2 separate regions of the Homo sapiens genome follow, and region 1 is linked to region 2. Evidence: read pairs that join two places in POLR2A ChIA-PET (ENCODE). Cell type or tissue: Panc1. All regions are shown on one strand.

Region 1 (5,000 bases), 79 kb before region 2:
ATGAGACCCCCCCAAAAACAGCTCTACAAAATAGAAAACCACATTCAAAATAAAGCAAGCTGAGTGCAGTGTCATATGCCTGCAGTACCAGCTATTCAGGAGGCTGAGGTGGGAGGATAACTTGAGTTGGGAGTTTGAGACTAGCCTGGCCAACATAGTGAGACCCTATCTCTTAAATAAATAAAAATAAAAAATAGGCCAGGTGCAGTGGCTCACACCTGTAATCCCAACCCTTTGGGAGGCCAATACAGGTGGATCACCTGAGGTCAGGAGTTCAAGACCAGCCTGGCCAACATGGTGAAACCCCATCTCTACTAAAAATACAAAAATTAGCCAGGCGTGGTGGCGCACACCTATCGTCCCAGCTACTTGGGAGGCTGAGGCAGAAGTATCACTTGAACCCAGGAGACAGAGGTTGTAGTGAGCCAAGATCGTGCCACTGCACTCCAGCCTGGGTGACACAACAAGACTCTGTCTCAAAAACAAACAAACAAACAAAACCACTACCATAAACCCCAAAGAGTCCATGTAACCAATAAGTCATAGTTTTTTTTCAGTTAAAAGATCACAGGACATCTCCAGCTGCTGAAACAATTGTACACGTGCCCCTCAAAACACATAAACTCTGAGTAATATGAGCTGAAGGTTAAAACTGTGTATACTCAGAGGGGGTAAGACACAATGGCTAAAGTTTGCATTTTGGTGTTAGGACAGTCTAAGTGGGTGTCCCCACCCCTTGACCACGAACAGGTTACCCAAACCAACCTGCATTAACAATGCCTCACTGACTCTTTTAAAAAATCAAATGCATGGCCAGGAGCGGTGGCTCACGCCTGTAATCCCAGCACTTTGGTAGGCCGAGGCAGGCGGATCACGAGGTCAGAAGTTTGAGACCAGCTTGGCCAATACGGTGAAACCCCGTCTCTACTAGAAATACAAAATGTAGCCAGGCATGGTGGCGAGCGGCTGTAATCCCAGCTACTCAGGAGGCTGAGGCAGGAGAATTGCTTGAACCCGGAAGGCGGAGGTTGCAGAGAGCCGAGATGGCACCACTGCACTCTCCAGCCTGGGCGACAGAGCAAGACTCCGTCTCAAAAAAAAAAATCAAATGTGTGAAGCAGTTGGGACTGAGCACAGCATATAGTAAATGCTCAATAAACATTATCTATTGTTATTGGATATACTATAATAGTGGCTAGTGGAAGGCAAAAGCAGACAATGAGATTCAAAGAATGCTGATTAATGAGTCAATCACTGAAGCACAGGGAAGAACTGGCCCTATCAAAGCCTATGTACTTTGCTCTGTCCTATGCAATACTTTATCAATACCCTGCACTAAAACACAGAAGATACATTCCACTACAAACCTGGCAGATGAAACTAATGTGCTAGAAGACAGCACGAAGACTTGAAAACTCATCAAAATTGGCATAACATCATTATTTCTCCAACAATAGTGCCTGAAAGACAACTTTTGATAATGTGATCAGGGAGGGCCTCTCTAAGATGGTTCCTTAAATTGGGATCTGATCAAGAAGGAAGCCAGGACAAATCAGGAAAGGCTGCTGCTGCAGCAGCACAGTGGAAAAGAAGAAGCAAGGAGGCCCAGGAGTTCAGGTCCAGACAGAGAAGGTCCCCAGAGGGCCCCACAGGCCAGGTCAGAAGCCTGAATTGTATCCTAATAACAAACACATAGAGGCCTTAGGGCATCAAGTTTAGAACTGAAGTCTAGAAGAATCCCTCTGGCTGATACACAGAAAATGGATTTTGGAGGACAAGAGTGAAAACAGAGACAGGTGAGGAGACTCCTGCAGCAGCTGAGGAGACTCCTGCAGCAGCTGAGGCGAAGATGTTAGCATGGTAGCAATCAACGAGTAGAGACAGAAACAGACCAGTTCAGGATGTGTTTTGAAGGAAGAGTTAAGAGGACTTGATGATGGACAGGATATGGGAGAGATTACTTTAGTTGCCTCTTTACCACACTAGAAAGTATCCAGGCCAGGTGCAAGGCTCATGCCTGTAATCCCAGCACTTTGGAAGGCCGAGGCAGGAGGATCACTTGAGCCCAGGAGTTTGAGACCAGCCTGGGCAACACAGTAAGACCCTGTCCCTACAAAAAAATAACAAAATTAATCAGCTATTGTCAGAGGCGTGTGAACCAGAGCAACTCCATCCTGAATAGGGGCTGGGTAAAATGAGGCTGAGACCTACTGGGCTACATTCCCAGGCAGTTCAGGCATTCTAAGTCACAGGGTGAGACAGGAAGTCAACACAAGATACAAGTCATAAAGACCTTGCTGATAAAACAGGCTGCAGTAAAGAAGCCAGCTAAAACCCACCAAAACCAAGATGTCTGGTCTCGAACTCCTTATCTCAGGTGATACGCCCACCTCGGCCTCCCAGAGCGCTGAGATTACAGGCATGAGCCATCGCACCCTGCCACCAAGGCTTTCTTTTTTACATAAAGCATAAGAATGGATTTCCTCTCTCAGGCCAGGTGCTCTGGGTTGGGCTCTAACAATATCCCAGGATCAGAATTCAGCATCATCAACACAGTTTAGCCATACTGCCAGTGCAGCGGTCACCCCACCCAGTAGAAAGAACTGAAGGCAGCATTTTTTACCATCCTCAATTCCTCTGGACTGCCAGGGCCTCCTCTCTTTCAAATGCCCAGAGGGGCTCTGGGGTACTCTGACTTCAGACCTTCCTCCCCTATCCCCACTCAACTAAAAACATTTAAATAGAAATAATCTGTGACCATTCAGAAATTACTTTAAAAGCCAGGCATAGCTTTAAATGTGAAGTGAAGATACCAAAAAGAACAACTCAGAGATCCATGTAATGATTCCATGATTTATGCACTACACTGGCATGTCAGGCAGAATAATGGCACCTCAAAGATGTCCACACCCTCAATCCCCTGGAAGCTGTGAATATGTTACTTTACATGGCAAAAGAGACCTTCCAGATCTAATTAAATTAAGAACCTTGAAATGGAGGGATATCCTGGATTATTTAGATAGGCCCAGGGCAATCACAAAGGTCATTAAAAGGAGAAGAGAGAGGCAGAAGAGGGAGTCAGAGTGATGTGAGATGGGGGCTTGGCCAACCATTGCTCCCTTTGAAAATGAAGGAAGGGGCCAGAAATCAAGGAATGTGGGCAGCTCTAGGAGCTGTAAAAGGCTTGGAAATGATGGCTGGGTGCGGTGGCTCATACCTGTAATTCCAGCACTTTGGGAGGCTGAAGTGGGTGGATCACCTGAGGTTAGGAGTTCAAGACTAGCCTAGCCAACATTGTGAAACCCCATCTCTACTAAAAATACAAAAATTAGCCGGGCATGGTGGCAGGCCCCGTGGCAGGTGCCTGTAGTCCCAGCTACTCGGGATGCTGAGGCAGGAGAATTGCTTGAACCCGGGAGGCAGAGGTTGCAGTGAGCTGAGATTGCGCCACTGCACTCCAGCCTGGGCAACAGAGCAAGACTCCATCTCAATATATACATATTAAAAAAAAATGAAAAAGGCTTGGAAATGAGTTCTCCCCTAGAGTCTCTAAAAAGATACACAGCCCTGCCATCACCTTGATTTCAGTCCAGTGAAACACAGGTTGTGTTTCTAATCTACAGAACTGTAAAATTATAAACGTGTTATTCTAACAACAAGTCTGTGGCAATTTATTTACAGTAGTAATAGGAAACTAATGTAATTGGTCACTGGTAATTAAACAAAACTCAAAGCCTACTGGACTGCCTATCAAGAAAAGTATCAAACTGAGTAATCAGATTACAGGCAATAGGCCGGGCACCGTGGCTCACACCTGTAATCCCAGCACTTTGGGAGGTTGAGGTGGGCGGATCACATGAGGCCAGGAGTTCGAGACTATCCTGGCCAACATGGCAAAACTCCATCTCTACTAAAAATACAAAAATCAGCCAGGTGTGGTGGCCTGGGCCTATAATCCCAGCTACTCGGGAGGCTGAGGCACAAGAATTGCTTGAACCCAGGAGCCGGAGATAGCAGTGAGCCGAGATTGTGCCACTGCACTCTCCAGCCTGGGCCACAGAGCAAGACTCTGTCTCAAAAAAAAAAAAAAGGCCGGGCGCAGTGGCTCACGCCTGTAATCCCAGCACTTTGGGAGGCCGAGGTGGGCGGATCACGAGATCAGGAGATCGAGACCACAGTGAAACCCCGTCTCTACTAAAAATACAAAAAATTAGCCAGGCGTGGCGGCATGCGTCTATAGTCCCAGCTACTTGGGAGGCTGAGGCAGGAGAATGGCGTGAACCCGGGAGGCAGAGCTTGTAGTGAGCCGAGACTGCGCCACTGCACTCCAGCCTGGGCGACAGAGCGAGACTCCGTCTCAAAAAAAAAAAAAAAAAATTACAGACAATATTTAGTTCCTTCTTTATTATTTTCTGTATTTCCCATATTTTCTATAAAAAATATTGATAACTTTAGAATCAGAAAAAAATACGGCCAGGCATGGGCTTACGCTTGTAATCCCAGCAATTTGGAAGGCTGAGGCAGGAGGGCTGCTTGAGCCCAGGAGTTCAAGACCAGGCTGGGCAACATGGCAAGACCCTGTCTCTACAAAAAATTTAATAATTAGCCAGGCACGGTGGCATGCCCCTGTAGTCCTAGATGCTCGGGGATCCGAGGAGGGAAGATTGCTAGAGGATCGCTTGAGCCTAGCAGGTTAAGGCTGCAGTGAGCTGTGATCACACTACTACACTCCAGCTTGGGTGGCAAAGCAAGACCCTATCTCCAAACAAAAAAAGAAAAAGAAAAGAAATACAGAATATACCGAAGTTCATGTGCTGCACTGATATGCTTACCTGAACTGCAGGCCTAAGGATCACTGACAACTCCCAAACATATGAAGAAGTGTAGGTCTAAGGTCAGGAGAGGTTGCACAGATGCAACCAGCAAACGTTCACTTTCAGGCAGGCCATGTGTTATCCTATTCCTGTTTTACAGGTTAGGCAACTAGGTCCAGATAAGTT
Region 2 (5,000 bases):
CGCGATTCTTCCACCTGCCCTGGGGACTATGTGCTGTCGGTGTCCGAGAACTCGCGGGTCTCCCACTACATCATCAACTCGCTGCCCAACCGCCGTTTTAAGATCGGGGACCAGGAATTTGACCATTTGCCGGCCCTGCTGGAGTTTTACAAGATCCACTACCTGGACACCACCACCCTCATCGAGCCTGCGCCCAGGTACGCGAGAGCCCTCCCCGACCGCGGAGGAAGGTCGAGAACCGGGTCTGTCGAAGAGTGCTTGTATAGGGGGGTGGGGCGCGCTTGAACCCATATTCCCCGCATTCTGAACCAAATTATTTTCCAGAAGGCCTTCCTAACAGAAAGCTAGTGTCAGGATCTGGGTCACTGGATAAGAGGATGCGTTTTTTTTTTTTCCCTCTCACGAGGCTGTTTCTCAATGTGAAGAGGATGCGTTTTGAATGTTTAACGGTGGTTGCATAGTTAAAATGCACGCTTTTTGCCTTTCGTGACTTTCTCTGGGTGTAATACTGATGCAGGGATTTGTTGGTTTTTCTAAAAACCTCTTTTTTTTTTTTTTTTTTGAGACGGAGTCTCGCTGTGTCGCCAGGCTGGAGTGCAGTGGTGCGATCTCGGCTCACTGCAACCTCCGCCTCCCGGGTTCAAGCGATTCTCCTGCCTTAGCCTCCCGAGTAGCTGGGACTACTGGCTCACGCCACCACACCCAGCTAATTTTTGTATTTTTAGTAGAGACGGTGTTTCACCATGTTGGCCTGGATGGTCTCGATCTCTTGCCCTCGTGATCCGCCTGCCTCGGTCTCCCAAAATGCTGGGATTACAGGCGTGAGCCACCACACCCGGCCAAAAACCGTTTTTAAGCCATAGACTTCTTTGAGAATCTGAAGATAGCCGAGCACTCACCACCCCACCCCCACCCCCACCCCCACCCCTCCCCGCCAAAGGCACGTACACACAAGTTTGCACACCATCCCGGGTGCTTGTACTCCCTCCAGATCTCTGAACTCCAGGTTAAGAACTCCAGGACTGCAGCCTTTGGAACAGTCAAAAAAATGAAAATGCTTTAGCGTTTAGAAACAAAAAAACCTTTAACCAAAATATCAGAACTGTATATTGATACTGTGGTGCCAAGTTTGAAGCAGGCCAGACACCACCACTTTTATAGTACGTTAATTACAAAGATAAGAGAAGGTGCATTGGCTTCAGCGAGGATATTTTTTGGAAAATTTATTGCATATTTTCTCCCCGAGGACCATTAGTAGGCCAGAGATCAGTCTGGTTAATTTCCAAGGTGGAATTAGGCTAGAATGTTATTAAGGAAAATTTTTGAATGACACTTAGTTGTATCCTAGTTCAATTTCAGACATGCTTTTTGTGTTAAGTCTAATGATTTTGTATTTCTTATTTTAAAATTAACGCAAAGTGACCAAGCATTCTCTTTTCCAAGTGAAATACGTTATTTTAATTGATTAGTTGCTTTAATTTGCCTTAAGCGTTTTAGCAGAGATTTGCTTTTATTGTTGTGTTTGCCCTGTAACACTGATTTTATCAGAGGTTTCTTTTATTTAAATTATCCCAAATTTGAGTTGAAAAGTTGCCTAGAATTTTTAAAGTAACAAACTGGCCAGTTCGTTTCTTAAACATCTATTTTAAAAGGACTGGGTGTTGATACAGTTTTTCCAGGGTTAGATGTTTATGACTTTATGGATTTGTCGACCGGGTATTACTCTAAACTTTAAACATTAAAAGCTATTATAATTGAGGACACCAACTGTTTGCATAGTGGGATAGAGATAGAAAAAAAAAAGCCATGACAGTATAATGACTACAAGATTAACTACTGAACTAAATGGACTTTAAAAGTGGGGAGAAAGTGATTATAAATCAAATACTGTATAACAAAGACCAGGACACCAAGAATCTGATTGGTGAAACCTGCGGTTCCTGGCAGATGCTGGTAGTTGCAGTCAACTTTGAGCACAATATAATTCCAATTTAAGGAGTTGAGAATCTTAGAACCCACTGTAGTGAGATTTGTAATATGACTGAATAAATTCTTCCTCTCGTTTGTGAGCGTGAATTATATAATTAATACCAGGCATTCATTAAGCCATGCATATGCTTATGTTGAGGTCATGAGTACTAATAATACAGCTGTTTCAAAAAGCAAGTTAATGGGCGGGTGTGGTAGCTCACGCCAGTAATCCCAGCACTTTGGGAAGCCAAGCCGGGCGAATCACGAGGTCAGGAGTTCAAGACCATCTTGGCCAACATGGTGAAACCCCGTCTCTGCTAAAAATACAAAAAATTAGCTGGGCGTAGTGGTGGGTGCCTGTAATCCCAGCTACTCGGGAGGCTGAGGCAGGAGAATCGCTCGAACCCGGGAGGCGGAGGTTGCAGTGAGCCGAGATCGCGCCACTGCACAGCCCGGGTGACAGAGTGAGACTCTGTCTCAAAAAAAAAAAAGGAAAAAGTTAATGACTTGAGTCTCCTTCTAGAGGAAGGAAAAGAAGTATGCCGCTTCTCTCTATCCACAGAATCGCCTCCAGATTTTCCGTACATGCATGCATCTTCTTAGAGAACAAGCATGTAATTCTGTCTTTGCCCTCTTTCGTCCTTCCTTTACTGCAGCTGTACTAGGCTGCTCACTTATTCCCTGGTAGCCATCCTTCCTTACTCATACCTTTGTACCTTTGCACCTTTGCTCCAGCTGTTGGCTCTTCACTGACTGCCTTAACTACACCTCACTCTCCATCTGTTGAAATCCTACCTGTTGTTCCAGTCCCCTCACAGATTATAGGGCCTTTCTCTGACCCTACCCCTCACGTTCAGCTTTGTTTCTCCTTCTCTGTGCCCTCTGCCTCAGGCCTGTTGCTTTAATTTAGTTTTTCATTTTCCTAGGTATCTCTGAAGGAGATCACCATGCTGGTTGAATTAGATCCTGACTGAGTTTACTTTGTTATACTGAATCTTCGAATTGCCACTCCCAAGCCTGGTTTTCATGGCTTAGGTTTAACATGTTATTAGCCTTTTATAGAAAGCTAGTGACTACTAGAGCCTGGGCCAAACGGAAAACTCAGTGTAATGCTTCTTCGCATCCCAAACAGGGTACATTTAGTGGCTTAACTTTGCAGGCATCAAAACTGAGCTTTTAAAGCCAGAGTTTCATGCCTCTTGGCTAATATTTTGGTTTATCTTGCATAGCTAAAATTTGTAACAATAATGTCCTACTCGAAATTTAAGGACTGGTGGCTTGCATTGTTATAGTCTTATCCTTTTCATTAGAATGCTTCATAATTTTTAATTTTATATTTTTATTCAAATGTTTATAAGAGAATTATAACCCAGTGTAACCCAGTGTAGGTACTGGGAAAGATGTGTGACAGACATACTTTCTTCCTGTGGAACTCCTACTGTAGTGGAGAAGACAGACTGAAAAGTAGAAAAATAAAGTACTAGTAAGATCAATATACAGGAGGGACCTACCTGGGGTGGCGTGGTCAGAGAAAGCATGAAGCTAAGACCTGAGGGTAAAGAAGAACCCAGCCTAGGCAAGGCTTGGCCTGAGAGGAGGAGAAGAGCCTTCCAAGTTTAGGGAAAAGCTTATGTAGATGTCCTGAGGTGAGAAAGTCCATTGTGTTGGGAGTGTGTTTCTTTTCTTTCTTTCTTTTTTCTTTTTTTTTTTCTTGAGACGGAGTCTTGCTCTGTCGCCCAGGCTGGAGTGTGCGATCTCGGCTCACTGCAAGCTCCGCCTCCTGGGTTCACACCATTCTCCTGCCTCAGCCTCCCGAGTAGCTGGGACTACAGGCGCCTGCAACCATGCCGGGCAAATTTTTTGTATTTTTAGTGGAGACGGGGTTTCACCATGTTAGCCAGGATAGTCTCGATCTCCTAACCTAGTGATCCGCCCGCCTCGGCCTCCCAAAGTGCTGGAATTACAAGTGTGAGCCACTGCGCCCGGCTTTTTTTTTTTTTTTTTTTTTTTGGTAGATGACGTCTCACTCTGTGGCCAGGCTAGAGTGCAGTGGCCCAATCTCGGCTCACTGCAACCTCTGCCTCCCAGGTTCAAGTGATTCTCCTACCTCAGCCTCCTGAGTAGCTGGGACTGCATGGGACTACAGGCACCCGCCACCATGTCCGGCTAATTTTTGTATTTTTAGTAGAGACAAGGTTTCACCATGTTGGCCAGGATGGTCCCTATATCTTGACCTCATGATCCACCTGCCTCAGCCTCCCAAAGTGCTGGGATTACAGATGTGAGCCACCCTCTCCGGCCTGGGAGTGTGTTTCTTAAAGGAGAAAGGGGGACATATAAAATGAGTTTGGAGATAAAGATCAGGGTCAGGAATTGGGTTTTTATTTAAAGTGCTGTGGGCTCCAAGGAAGGAATTTGAGGCAGAGGAGTGACCTGGGGCTGTTATTGTAATCCAGCTACAAAATGATGGTGACTAATAGTGACAGTGGAGCTGTGACTTGGAGATGCCTATTTTGGAGATAAAATTGATTTGCTGGTGGGTGGGGATGAAGGGAAAGGGAAGAAGGGATGATTTGGTCTATTTGTAACTTTGTTATCTTCTGTGTTTTTATCTTTAACTGCTTTTTGTATTTGTGGTATTCCTATGGTGGATTTTATTTTATTTATTTTTTTGAGACCAAGTCTCCCTCTGTCCCCCAGGCTGTAGTGAAGTGGCATAATCTGGGCTCACTGCCACCTCCGCCTCTGGGGTTTAAGATTCTCCTGCCTCAGCCTCCCTAGTAGCTGGGATTACAGGCATGCACTGCCACACCTGGCTAATTTTTGTATTTTTGGTAGAGACAGGGTTTCACCATGTTGGCCAGGCTGGTCTTGAACTCTTGACCTCAAGTGATCCACCTGCCTGGGCCTCCCAAAGTGCTGGGATTACAGGTGTGAGCCACTGCGCCTGGCCTAGCTCTAGTGTATTTTTATTTAATAAGGGCTGTTTCCAGTTTAACAACAGAATGCTTCAGAAGGTAGCTTGCTTT

What was found. ChIA-PET counts read pairs that join two places held together with the same protein. Peaks named below come from ENCODE experiments on the same cell type or tissue, not always from the same donor. Only the 100,000 strongest peaks of a DNase experiment are listed, where the experiment ranks them.
Region 1: POLR2A ChIA-PET joins it to region 2 with 14 read pairs; 4 of 35 experiments call an interaction of 5 or more read pairs at or near these places.

Annotation. Positions count from the first base shown.
Region 1 is chr22:20,838,739-20,843,738 of GRCh38, forward strand. All of the region lies in intron 1 of PI4KA (phosphatidylinositol 4-kinase alpha), which reads right to left. Among named protein-coding and RNA genes, the nearest start is that of PI4KA, 18 kb to the right of the region's middle. In Panc1, no CTCF peak of the experiment used is centred here; no DNase peak of the experiment used is centred here.
Region 2 is chr22:20,918,049-20,923,048 of GRCh38, forward strand. It overlaps CRKL (CRK like proto-oncogene, adaptor protein), which reads left to right. Exons shown (of 3, transcript NM_005207.4): 1 at 1-197. Among named protein-coding and RNA genes, the nearest start is that of CRKL, 3.1 kb to the left of the region's middle. RefSeq lists an enhancer at 16-75. In Panc1, no CTCF peak of the experiment used is centred here; no DNase peak of the experiment used is centred here; H3K4me3 peaks cover 3,502 bases; H3K27ac peaks cover 2,170 bases.